3 separate regions of the Homo sapiens genome follow, and regions 2 and 3 are each linked to region 1. Evidence: chromatin contacts called from ENCODE Hi-C or POLR2A ChIA-PET data. All regions are on one chromosome and are shown on one strand. The core of a region is the stretch at or near the end of the contact, and the rest is flanking DNA. Distances in the headings are between cores, read along the strand shown. Region 1 holds the start of PRDM1 (PR/SET domain 1). Region 2 holds the start of RTN4IP1 (reticulon 4 interacting protein 1). Region 3 holds the start of CD24 (CD24 molecule).

What was found. A loop is a pair of places that touch in the nucleus more often than their neighbours do. ChIA-PET counts read pairs that join two places held with the same protein, here RNA polymerase II (POLR2A). Pooled maps may share reads with other maps.
Region 2: a map with no recorded cell type shows a loop between it and region 1 (4-fold over the local background). The contact joins the promoter of RTN4IP1 here to the promoter of PRDM1 in region 1. A Hi-C loop is called at or near these places in 7 of 37 single-sample maps with no recorded cell type and 8 of 50 pooled maps.
Region 3: a loop to region 1 is called in a pooled map, with 2.8 times the contacts of the local background. The contact joins the promoter of CD24 here to the promoter of PRDM1 in region 1. A Hi-C loop is called at or near these places in 3 of 37 single-sample maps with no recorded cell type and 4 of 50 pooled maps. POLR2A ChIA-PET finds 5 or more read pairs at or near these places in 1 of 52 experiments (CD4-positive, alpha-beta T cell).

What each region holds. Positions count from the first base shown.
Region 1 is chr6:106,084,958-106,088,604 of GRCh38, reverse strand. PRDM1 (PR/SET domain 1) reads right to left here and starts at 2,269. Exons shown (of 7, transcript NM_001198.4): 1 at 2,010-2,269; 2 at 156-404. The coding sequence starts at 2,051. RefSeq lists an enhancer at 1,922-2,641.
Region 2 is chr6:106,627,442-106,630,974 of GRCh38, reverse strand. RTN4IP1 (reticulon 4 interacting protein 1) reads left to right here and starts at 1,477. Exons shown (of 9, transcript NM_032730.5): 1 at 1,477-2,227. The coding sequence starts at 1,954. It overlaps QRSL1 (glutaminyl-tRNA amidotransferase subunit QRSL1), which reads right to left and starts at 1,397. Exons shown (of 11, transcript NM_018292.5): 1 at 1,270-1,397. The coding sequence starts at 1,293. RefSeq lists enhancers at 1,166-1,225, 1,256-1,395.
Region 3 is chr6:106,973,069-106,976,601 of GRCh38, reverse strand. CD24 (CD24 molecule) reads left to right here and starts at 1,873. Exons shown (of 2, transcript NM_001359084.1): 1 at 1,873-2,024. The coding sequence starts at 1,956. RefSeq lists silencers at 1,112-1,331, 1,372-1,521.

The DNA.
Region 1 (3,647 bases), core at 1,020-3,519:
AAGAGAAAGCAATGCAAGAATTGAATAGAGCAATCAATTATTTACTGATACTTACAGATTCTCAGAGGTTTTCAGAGATATACAAGGCCTCAAGGGCAAGTAGGGAGATTTGGCACCAGGTCCCCAATCTTCTTGTCAATAAACCAGAGGCTTACCTCTTCACTGTTGGTGGCATACTTGAAAAGCAGATTCCTTGGTAAGGATGCCTCCGCCTGAACCGAAGTACCGCCATCAGCACCAGAATCCCAGGGGTGGTCGTTCACAATGTATGTACACTTCTCTTCAAACTCAGCCTCTGTCCACAGAGTCATATCCGCATCCTCCATGTCCATTTTCATGGTCCCCTTGGTCCCCTCTGCCAATCCCTGAAACCTCACAGTGCTGGAGTTACACTTGGGGGCAGCCTGGAAGAGAAAGGAAAGGCCTTTAATCCCCATTGTCCCGCCGTTCCTGTGGCTCCTTCTGAGAGGCTATGACTAATACAGTAGTCTGAAGACTTTAAAAGCAGATGCAGAGTGCTTGGTACAGTTGAGAAAGAGCCAAGAAGCCGTATAAAGTAAACTGCCTTGAAAAGAAGCAAGGTTTTTAAATGCTACTCTTAGTTAAAAAAAAAAAAAAAAAAAAGAATGTGGCAACCTCACTGTGGGGAAAAGGAAAAAAAAAAAAAGAATCACCTCTGAACAATCCCTGGCTTTACCTCTCATGGCAGAAAAATGTTCTGGGCACACAGTCCAGTGTCCCAGAATGCCTGGGGTCATGGCCGCCAGACCCTCGGCACTGTGGAAAAGCTGCCTCAGAAAAGTGTCACAAACAAGGAGAGGAAGAGGAAGGAGCTCTGTCTGCCTCTGAATGAAGCTAAAAATGGAAAGCGCGTGTGGTGCAGGAGCGGAACCCAGCCTGCCTTTTCCAAATGGGGAAGACCGAACTTTCCCACCAGCTCCCAACGCAAAACAACTTTCAAAACAACTGCCTCCTCCCTCTGCTGCGAGCTCTCTTTCATCCTCTCACATGGAAGACTGAAAAGGGTTGCATCCTGCCAGCATCACTGAGCTACGGCCTCTTAGAAATCACTTGGACCACAGGAAAAGAGGAGGAAAAATGGGTGAAGGGGAAAACAGCCTGCAGTGTCTTCTGACTTGCAAGCATCTCATACCAAATTGAAAAGGCAAAAACAAAACATAAAACCGTTTAATAAAATTCCCTGGAGAGAATTCCTTTAGGAGTCCTCAGCTACAAATAGCACTTTCCATTTAAATCTGAAAGTGTATGAATTCCCAGAAGTCACTGATGTACTACAGTTTACTGTAACTAAAGTTATAACAAATTTAGAAGACTTGGAGGACAAGCTCTGCTTCCACTTGTACATTGATGAGGATATTCCCCCAAAATCCTCCCTCACACTCAGAAAAAAACTGTTTTCCAAAGGCAAAAAAAGGTAAACAACTTCTGTAAGGGTTTTCTCATATAGACATGTTTGATAAAAATGAGGAATATGGGTATCATTTCCATGTAAGAATGTGTGTTTGTTCAAATGTAAACATAACATTCTGTGGAAGTCCTTCAAGGAGGTTTTTACATTCTTCCACTTCTCTAAATAGGATGCTCTTAAAAAAAAAAAAGTTGGATGCAAAGTTGTTTTTCCCTCAGTTATGATTTAAGCAAACCTGCTTATTTTTATTTAGTTCCAACATGTAGAGTCATGACGCCAAACACATGTTAAAAATAAAATAAAATAGAAAACTTCAGCCAACCCGGAATAGTTTGACGAGTGTGAGCTGGAACCACTACTGAAATTTCAATGAATTGGCAATTATGTCTAGAACTGAAAGGGTTAATGATTCATAAGGAAAGTCTCACAAATGTTTGACAGCACTAAGTGCACTAAAGCAGAAGCATGTTTCTACTGCGACATTAGCCAAAAAAAATTAATAATAATAACAATAAAGGAAAAGAAAATAAAGTTTTCAGATCAATTTCAGAATTAAAAAAAAAAAATTCAAGTTCCTTACCAAGGTCGTACCCACACGTTTTTCCAAGCAAATATCCAACATCTGAGAAAAGTCTCGTTCATCTCTACCCAGTCCACATTCTCCCCGCGTCCCCCGCCAGGCTGAGCCGCACAGACGCGCACCTCGGCGGTCCCTCCTCGCTTCGTCCGGCCGCCCGGGCGCCCGCGTCCCAGCTCCGGGCGGACAGGTGCCGCGGTCGCTGCTCTTGCCTCTCCGCAACACTGGAGGGCCGAGTGTCACGGCAGCACTTTGTCTGTGTTAACCGTCTGGCTTCCCCTCCCTGCTTAAGATTTCCTTAGCCACTCGGCTGCGCGAAGTGGGGGCGTGGCCAACGTGGCCAACACCACCTGGCCGAGCCCAGGGCTTTCCCCCAGATTGCTAGCACAGCCGCCGAGAGCTTCCTCTCTTCGCATGTGTATTTCAACATTGACTTGGAATCTTCTTACTTCCCTTTGAAGGCACTTAACCTCAACGCTTACTTGGGCTCTATTGTATTCTAAACACTCCAGATCGCCCTCCTTCCTGGCGCGGCAGAATTAGGGGGCGCACGTTCCTTAAATTAAGGAAACTTAAAATTTACCTACACAGTTTCTGATTTCTCAGCTCAAATCCCCAGGTACAAAAGACACAAATCTTACTTCAAAAGAGCAAGTTAAATTGTTTTTGCAGCTAGTGTAATACAGTGGAGCTGTCTGGTCCTCAAGCTGTTGTGTATGTAACGCACGTTTCCCCGCCCCCCGCCCCAAAAGTTGTAACATTCCGTTTCTCCTGCTAACGTTCAAACTTGGCAGAACTAACTTTCCTCTTTTAACTATTTAGTAAATAGGGAAATAGGCAAAAGTTATAATTCTACAGATTGTTTGTTTTCCTTTCCTCTCCTCCCAGAACCCACAGGCTGACTTCCCAGGAGTGTAAGTAAAATGTAGAGCATTAGTCGTTTCACAGTTCAGAGGAATATTGAACTGATCACTGCAAGTGGAAAGCGGTCGGAGGCAGTAATTAGTGGGGCTTATTCTGAGCCCCGGCCAGCTTTTCCTCCAGCCCAGTCAGTCCTCTGTTGAAGGAAGGACATCCTGTGATGATGGCATACAATGTCCTGTTTGTTTATTATTAAGAGCGTGGACCTTGCATTCCTGCTTCTCATTACAAAACAAACCAGATGCTTTACTTCCTTCAATGGTCTTGTGCCTTCAGCAAGGAATCCTTTAATTCAGAGAAACAATGTTTATAGCAAACACCCCATTTCAATTATTATTTAGATCATTGAAATCCAGGTCTTCCATTTTTCCTGCTTGCCTTACCATAGGTAGGTTTTTTTAAAATCATTTCTCCTTCGACCTGCAATGTCTTTTCTAACATTTTAAATACACGTGTGCACACACATCCACCCACACACACACCCACATACACACACCCAGTTCCAACCTAATGATACCAACTTAGTCATACAATGAAATGGACATCTGAGTATTTGTTTACAGGAAGAAATGAAACAAAGCAAAACAAAAGCCCAACTCAATCCTAAAAAATATGTCTGTTTATCTTTAAAATTTCTTTTCTCACTTTTAGAAAACTTTTCTAGAATTTTTTTTAGGGGAGAGGGGGAGAGGCAAAAGATTATTTGCCAGGAAATGGTGT
Region 2 (3,533 bases), core at 228-2,727, 540 kb before region 1:
GATTACAGGCGTGAGCCACCGCGCCGGGCATATTTATTTTTTAAAGAACAAATTTGATTCGACGCAATTTAAAATGATAACATAATAATGTATTTTGGGGGAAGAACTATTATTTAAAGCCTGTGGATTTCAATTTCTCATTATATATTACAGCTATCTATAATTATAATTCCACGCTGCCAGCTGGGAAACAAACAAAACGACAACTTCTAGGGTGGAATAAAAAGGAAGATGGAAGGCAGTTTAGGTCATCAGCGCCTACTTCTTACCAGAAATCACCTGGAGCCTCCATTAAACCATACTCCCGAACTTACCACACAGCTCTAATTAAGTCTAGAGTGGGGCATAGTTTTAGTTTCAACAGGTGCTTTATGTGACTCTGATAGCAATGGGCCTGCAGACAGTTCTAAGGTTGAGTGACGTGAACCAGGAAGCAAAAAGACCCGAATTAAAGCTATAACAGCAGAAATAACGTAAGAGGGCAGATTCCAGCCATATCTGCAAGATAGAATGAAGAGGGCTTAGTGATTTATTGGATATGAAAGATGAGGAAGAATCTAAAGGCAAATGAGATAATAGTTGTGCCATTAAAAAGAGTCTATTAAGAATTCAGAAATACCAGAGCTTTTTTAAGACGGGGGTTGAGAGGTAAGTCCTGTTACAATGATTACTTCAACACCGATTAAAGTGAATTTGAGGGTGCTTATGTGACATTTAGAAGAACTGCCCAGAAAGCATTCACAAATACAGTCTAGAATTCAAACACGACGTCCAGGACATGGAGACACGGGTTAGGAAATCACTGGTATCTTAGTGGTAGGTAAATCCTAGAGAACGAATTCTTTGAAAAAAGCCAAAAATTACTCATTTGAATTTTGCAAACTACAGTTTCGCCGGGCTTCTTAGCGACAACTGCAGCTAAGTGTCGGGGACAGAAGAGAGACTGAAGTGGCCCCGCAAGCCCCCTTTGGCAAAGCCCACTCCGAGACCATCCGGATCCCGACCTACACCAGAGCAAATGTCTAATGGTGAGAAGCCGCTTCACCACCCTACAGATCCGCGGTGCAGAGATTTCCCTGCTAAGGTCCTAACTCCTGAATGGGTACGGCGAGTACACCCGAAGAATCGAAAGGTACTTATCCCCCACTCAGTTCTAGAGGAAGCAGCGAGGTGGGCCAAGATGCGTGGTAAGGCCCAGGGACTCTTTGTCAACGAAGTCCGTTAAACTTTCCGCCCTCCCGGGGGCCTCAGCGGGCCAATTCCACTCACTTCTCGGAGGCTCCGGCCCAGCATGGTCCTCGTGCCCAGCCTGCCACCACAGGAGCCAGGCAAGGGGGAAAAAGAGGTCACCGGTCGCTAGTGATGTTACATGGGCGCAGCCATCTTTAATTGTCACTGAGCCCTTCAACACCGAGTACTTGGATTGGTTGAATTGCAGCCCGAGGAAATGATCTTTGTAGGCGATTGGTTGGCGCCGCAAAGCCATCCCGGCGGCTAAGGAGAGCGGGCAGGCAAGGAGATTCCGGGCCAGGGTCGCGGCGGCAGTCGGCAAGCGTTCGATTCTCTGGCGTTGGATCGCGAGCGGTGTCTGCTTGTCCCGCCGAGGGCTCCCAGGACAGGGCAGGGATCTAGGGGGTTTGCGCACCTGCTTTTTAATGCCCCGCCCCCCCTTTTTTTTTTAAAGTGGAGGGGGTGAAAGTGAGGGAGGAGAATGGACAGAATACTGACTGGAACGTTAATTCGAGCATTTCATATGCGAAGAGCGGAATAACAGTTCCGTATTCTTCTTTCAGTTTCTCCATTAGATTAGCTTCATTTTCGAATGCTCCGTTTTGCATGCTTAATTTTGAAACTAGCCCGTGGTTTGGCAGAATTTGACTGAATTCAGGGGTGAGAGTTTGATCCAGTCCAAGTGTATTTGAATTTGAGCACGCAGTTCAACCAGTGTTTACAATGGAATTTCTGAAGACTTGTGTACTTAGAAGAAATGCATGCACTGCGGTTTGCTTCTGGAGAAGCAAAGTTGTCCAAAAGCCTTCAGTTAGAAGGATTAGTACTACCTCTCCTAGGAGCACTGTCATGCCTGCTTGGGTGATAGATAAATATGGGAAGAATGAAGTGCTTCGATTCACTCAGAACATGATGATGCCTATCATACACTATCCAAATGAAGTCATTGTCAAAGTTCACGCTGCCAGTGTAAATCCTATAGACGTTAATATGAGAAGTAAGTTTTCAAAAGACATTGTTACCTTTTTTAAAAAAATCACTTTCATAAGGTATGCCGTTTTAAAAAATTGACTACGCTTCTTTGGTTTACATAAATGAATCATTTAGGTTTTTAACAATACCTCTGCAAATATTTCCAAAATTTTTGAAATTGCAATGGCCAGGGAATCCTTCTGGCCATTTGTATTGACAAAATATAAGCTTGATTGTTTTCATGCGTCCTTAAATATGTAAGTTCAGACTTGAGAACTGTGTCTGTAGCTAACTTTTTTTTTTTTGAGACTGAGTCTCACTCTGTCACCCAGGCTAGAGTGCGGTGGCCTGATCTCAGCTCACTGCAACCTCCGCATCCTGGGTTCAAGCAATTTCTCCTGCCTCAGCCTCCCGAGTAGCTGGGATTACAGGCGCATGCCACCACACCGGGCTAATTTTTTGTATTTTTAGTAGAGATGGGGTTTCACTATGTTGGTCAGGCTGGTCTCGAACTCCTGACCTCAGGCGATCCTCTGCCTCCGCCCCCTAAGTGCTGGGATTACAGACGAGCCATTGCGCCCTGCCTATGTTTGTAGCTAAATTTCTGTCCAGGGAACTTTGTGGTATTCTGAGATCCGTCACAGGCTTCGGAAGTATAGTTGTTTCCTAGTCAGTTTAGAATTTATGGGGTTTTTTGTTTGTTTTTGAGACAGAGTCTCACTCTATCGGCAGGCTGGAGTGCAAGGGCGCTTTCCTGGCTCACTGCAACCTCCGCCTTCCGGGTTCAAGCGATTCTCCTGCTTCAGCCTCCCAAGTAGCTGGGACTACAGACATGCGCCGCCACACCCAGCTAATTTTTGTATTTTTATAGAAACGGGAGTTTCACTGTGTTGGTGGGAGGCTGAGGCAGGAGAATCGCTTGAATCCGGAAGGCGGAGGTTGCAGTGAGCCAAGAACGCGCCCTTGCACTCCAGCCTGCCGATAGAGTGAGACTCCATCTCAAAAAAAAAAAAAAAAAAAAAAAAAAAAGCATTGAAATGACTTTACTGTGATTGTCTCATGAAGTCTACGTTTGTATTCTTTGTTTTGAAGTAGTAATTGCTACTACCAGTTGGGCATGCCGTTTTCCTTTATTCTTTTTATATTAGGCTTGAAGAGAATTCAGTTTTTTATAAGATATGTCTTTTAGTGGTAAGTTTTACTCAATGATCAGCATGTTTTTTCATCTCCTTTGATTGTAAGTTCTTTCAAGATTGATCCCATGCTTTGTCAACCTGTTTCAGTGCTTCACATACGCAGTTGTCATTCAGTCACTATTTCTATGCCTTTTT
Region 3 (3,533 bases), core at 624-3,123, 890 kb before region 1:
AAAGTGCTGGGATTATAGGTGTGAGCCACCACGCCCGGCCAAAGTATTTCTATATAATGTGGTACACTGTTAAACAGGAAAGTCCACTGGTGCTCGACAGAAATTCTTGTGTTCCCAAGCACATCTTAAACGTGCTTGGAAAGTTACTGAGCTAAAGTGACTGACCTTGAAGGCACAAACCAATTCAGTCACTATTCAGTCAACAAACCTACTGCAGATTTCATTGTCACTTTGCTTCCCTGAAACTTACTTTGTTTTAATGAGACTGCCACGCAAAAGTGAAATTTAGACAAATTTAGAATCTTACTACTCTGTGGTTTACTTTAAAGACCGAAAAATGCTTGGGCTAAACCTTAAATAAAAGTATTAAGTCTTGCAATTAAAAATTGAACCAAAAATACTAACGAGAGTGTTCTGCAAAACTGAAATTTAAACAAATTTACAACCATACTAGGTTTGGTCTCTGCTGTTTGCTTTAAAGACTGAAAAACACTTGGGCTAAACCTTCAATAAAAAGATTAAGTCTTGCAATTAAAATTTAAACTCAAAATACTCCACCAGTAAAATTACTTCAACTTTTGTTGTATGCTTGAAAGTTTTCACAATAAGATGGATAGGAAAAAAGTATTCCACCAAAATCTAAAGAGTGATGACGAATCTCCTCTTTGTGCCGGTTCATTAAATTGCCTAATGGCAACTACGGATAAGTAAATGCCTTTATCTCGAACGGTTCTGCTCTTTAAACGAATGACGGGCAACAGAGACCGAAAAAGTGTATCCCCAGGAATTCGAGAGGGACGGTGAATTGTAGTGGGACCGCCAGGAGGGGAGGTTCCTGCCCCCGAGTAGAACCTGGGAGCAGAGCCGCTCGGGGAGGGCGGTGGGGGCTTCAGGGCCGCGGAGGGGGTCCCCTCAGGGTGGGCCGTCTCCTCCTCGCCCGCCGCAGGCAGGAGCGCGGGGGACCGAAACCCTGTAGTTTGCAGCGTCAGGCAGCGGGTCTGCGCCCAGCGAGCGGCTCCCCAGCTCCTGGGAAGATGCGGACCCGGGACGCCCCCGTGAGCTCACTGCGCCTGGCTGACACGAGGCGCTCACAGAACAAAGCAAGGGCTTCGGGGAGGGCGCGGCCGCGGGGCCGAGCGCGCAGATCGCTCCGGACCCGGACACCGCCTGCGAGGAGCGCCGACCAGCCGGGAAGGGTTCGCGCTAGGCGGCGCCCGGGTCCCGTCGGCCAGGGTGAGCGTCCGGCCCGCGTCCGCGCCACGCCCGCCGCGTTCCCCTTTCCTCTGCGGCGGGCCGAGAGATAACCCTGCCCGAGGGGTCCCGGCGCCCGCCCCCCACGCGGTCGCACTGGAATTCGCAGCCCCTCTCGGGTCCCCGGGGCGCATTTTGCAGTCTGAGTGGCAATGCACTTGCTCCAGGACAGGCGGCTACCCCGCCGCAGCGGAGGCGCGGACTTTTCTTTTGGGGGGTAAGATGGCAGGTCCCGGGAAACAAAGGAAACTTGGGCCCGGCCCCCAGCGCGGCGTGTGTGGCTCGCGTGTGTGCCCCGGGTCCTGTGCCGGAGGCGCTGGGCGCCTGTGCCAGCCTGCCCGCAGCCCGCAGCCGGCGCGGGGATACCAGCCGGGTACCAGCAGCCGGCGGCGCCCGCCCACCTGCAGCGGCGCCCGCCCGGGGGGCTCCCGGCCCGCGAGGGCCGGAGCGGCGGTGGCAGTGGCGGCGGCGGCGGGGGCGCTGGGGAACCCGGAGCGGGGCGGGGAAGGCGGGGAGGCGGCGGGCGGCGGCGGAGGGGAGCCGGGGTGGGCGGGCGGCGCCACGTCACGGCTATTGTGGCTTTCCTGGTATATAAGGTCTCGCCGGCTCGCCGCGCTCCCCACCTTGCCTGCGCCCGCCCGGAGCCAGCGGTTCTCCAAGCACCCAGCATCCTGCTAGACGCGCCGCGCACCGACGGAGGGGACATGGGCAGAGCAATGGTGGCCAGGCTCGGGCTGGGGCTGCTGCTGCTGGCACTGCTCCTACCCACGCAGGTGAGGCCCTGGCGCCCGGCGGGGCTCGAGGGCCGTTCCCGGGGTGGGGGCAGGGGAGATGGACCCGGTCCCGGGGGACCGTCCTGCGCTCCTGCCTCGGGCCACGGACAGGGACCGGGAGAGAATCTTGCTTAGCTGACCAGGGGAGAGGGCCATGTGGACCCCATTTTTCCATTCCCTTGCGTGCTGCCCCCCCTCCTCCCACGGCCCTGGGAACAATGCAGCTCCGCGTGCGGGCTGAGAGGACCCTGCCCCACCCCAGGTTCCACGCTGTCCCTTCCCAGGCAGCCAGGTGACTACTTCCCACTTTCACCCAGAGGCCCGAGGTGCCTGCAGGGATTAGCGCCTGGAGAGCTCGGGCTCCCTGGGGACGTTGTCCCTGGGTCCCTGAGGACTCGCTTTCCCCTAGGAATGTCTTCGCGCTCCCCGCGCTCTACACAAAGAGAGGCGACGGTCCCTTTCGGGGAGGGCGGCTCACGCCCATCCTCCACCCTCGGAGTTGGATTGGGTATCCCGGAGAAGCTACGGCTATCTGGCCCTTTTTAAACAAACCCCGGTTCCGGGCTGAAGCCGAGGCGGGGACCCTCTCCTGACGCTGCGCTCTCTGCGAGGCAACCTTTCACGTCCATCGCTTGTCATCTTAGGATCCCCATGTTATTTTAGCCCAGATTGGCTAGTTCTGGGGAGGCAGCATGGTGGGACGATTCTGTCCCGAGTCCCCGCCAGGCTTTGTTCGGGTCGCCGCTACCAGCGCGGTCTCCCTAGATCCTCCATCCGGGGAACCTCGCCCCGGGTGCGGGTACCCGGGGCCGCGCAGCGCTGCCTCGAGGGTGTATGGATGCACCGCGCCGGCGAGAGAGACCGGGGGCTGGGCCTGGGAGACCCTAGCGGGGGCGGGGGCGAAGAAGGTACGTTTGTTTGGGTCAGTTCGGGTTTGGAGGATGGGAGTGACGGCTCTCCAGCGCCTTCGATTGGGGTTAATCGAGGACTGTCACTGGGGCTTCTCCCCCAAAGTTGGGCGCGCTGCGTCCTCCGTCCCCAGACATCGAAAGTCCGGGCTCACCTGGGAGTGCAGCCTGAGTGTGGAACGCGCTTCCCCACCGCTGGCGGGGTAACCGTACCCTATTGTCTTCCTCCCAGTCCGCTGCGCTCCCGAGCCTTCCTCAATTCTTTGATGGGGGAGGGGCGCGGCTGCGAGAAACCGGCCCCCTCCACTCCCCGCCCCATCTTCTCTCCGACCAGATTTTTTTCCTCCAACATTGTAAGTGAGAAGTTTTAATAATGCGAATAAATCTAGCTTGGGAGAGAAAATTTTGTTTAGTGTCAGTTTAATAAACATAATTTTTTTGTTGGTGTAGAGGATCTTTAGATCCTCAGATTGATACACCAGGTTTTAAAAAGAAAACATCACCTGCTGCAGTAAAACTCATTGCATGAATAAAGAACAGGTTACTTTGCGGGATCCCAAACAAGGTGTCCAAAACAGGCACCCTGTTTTAAGTAAATTAC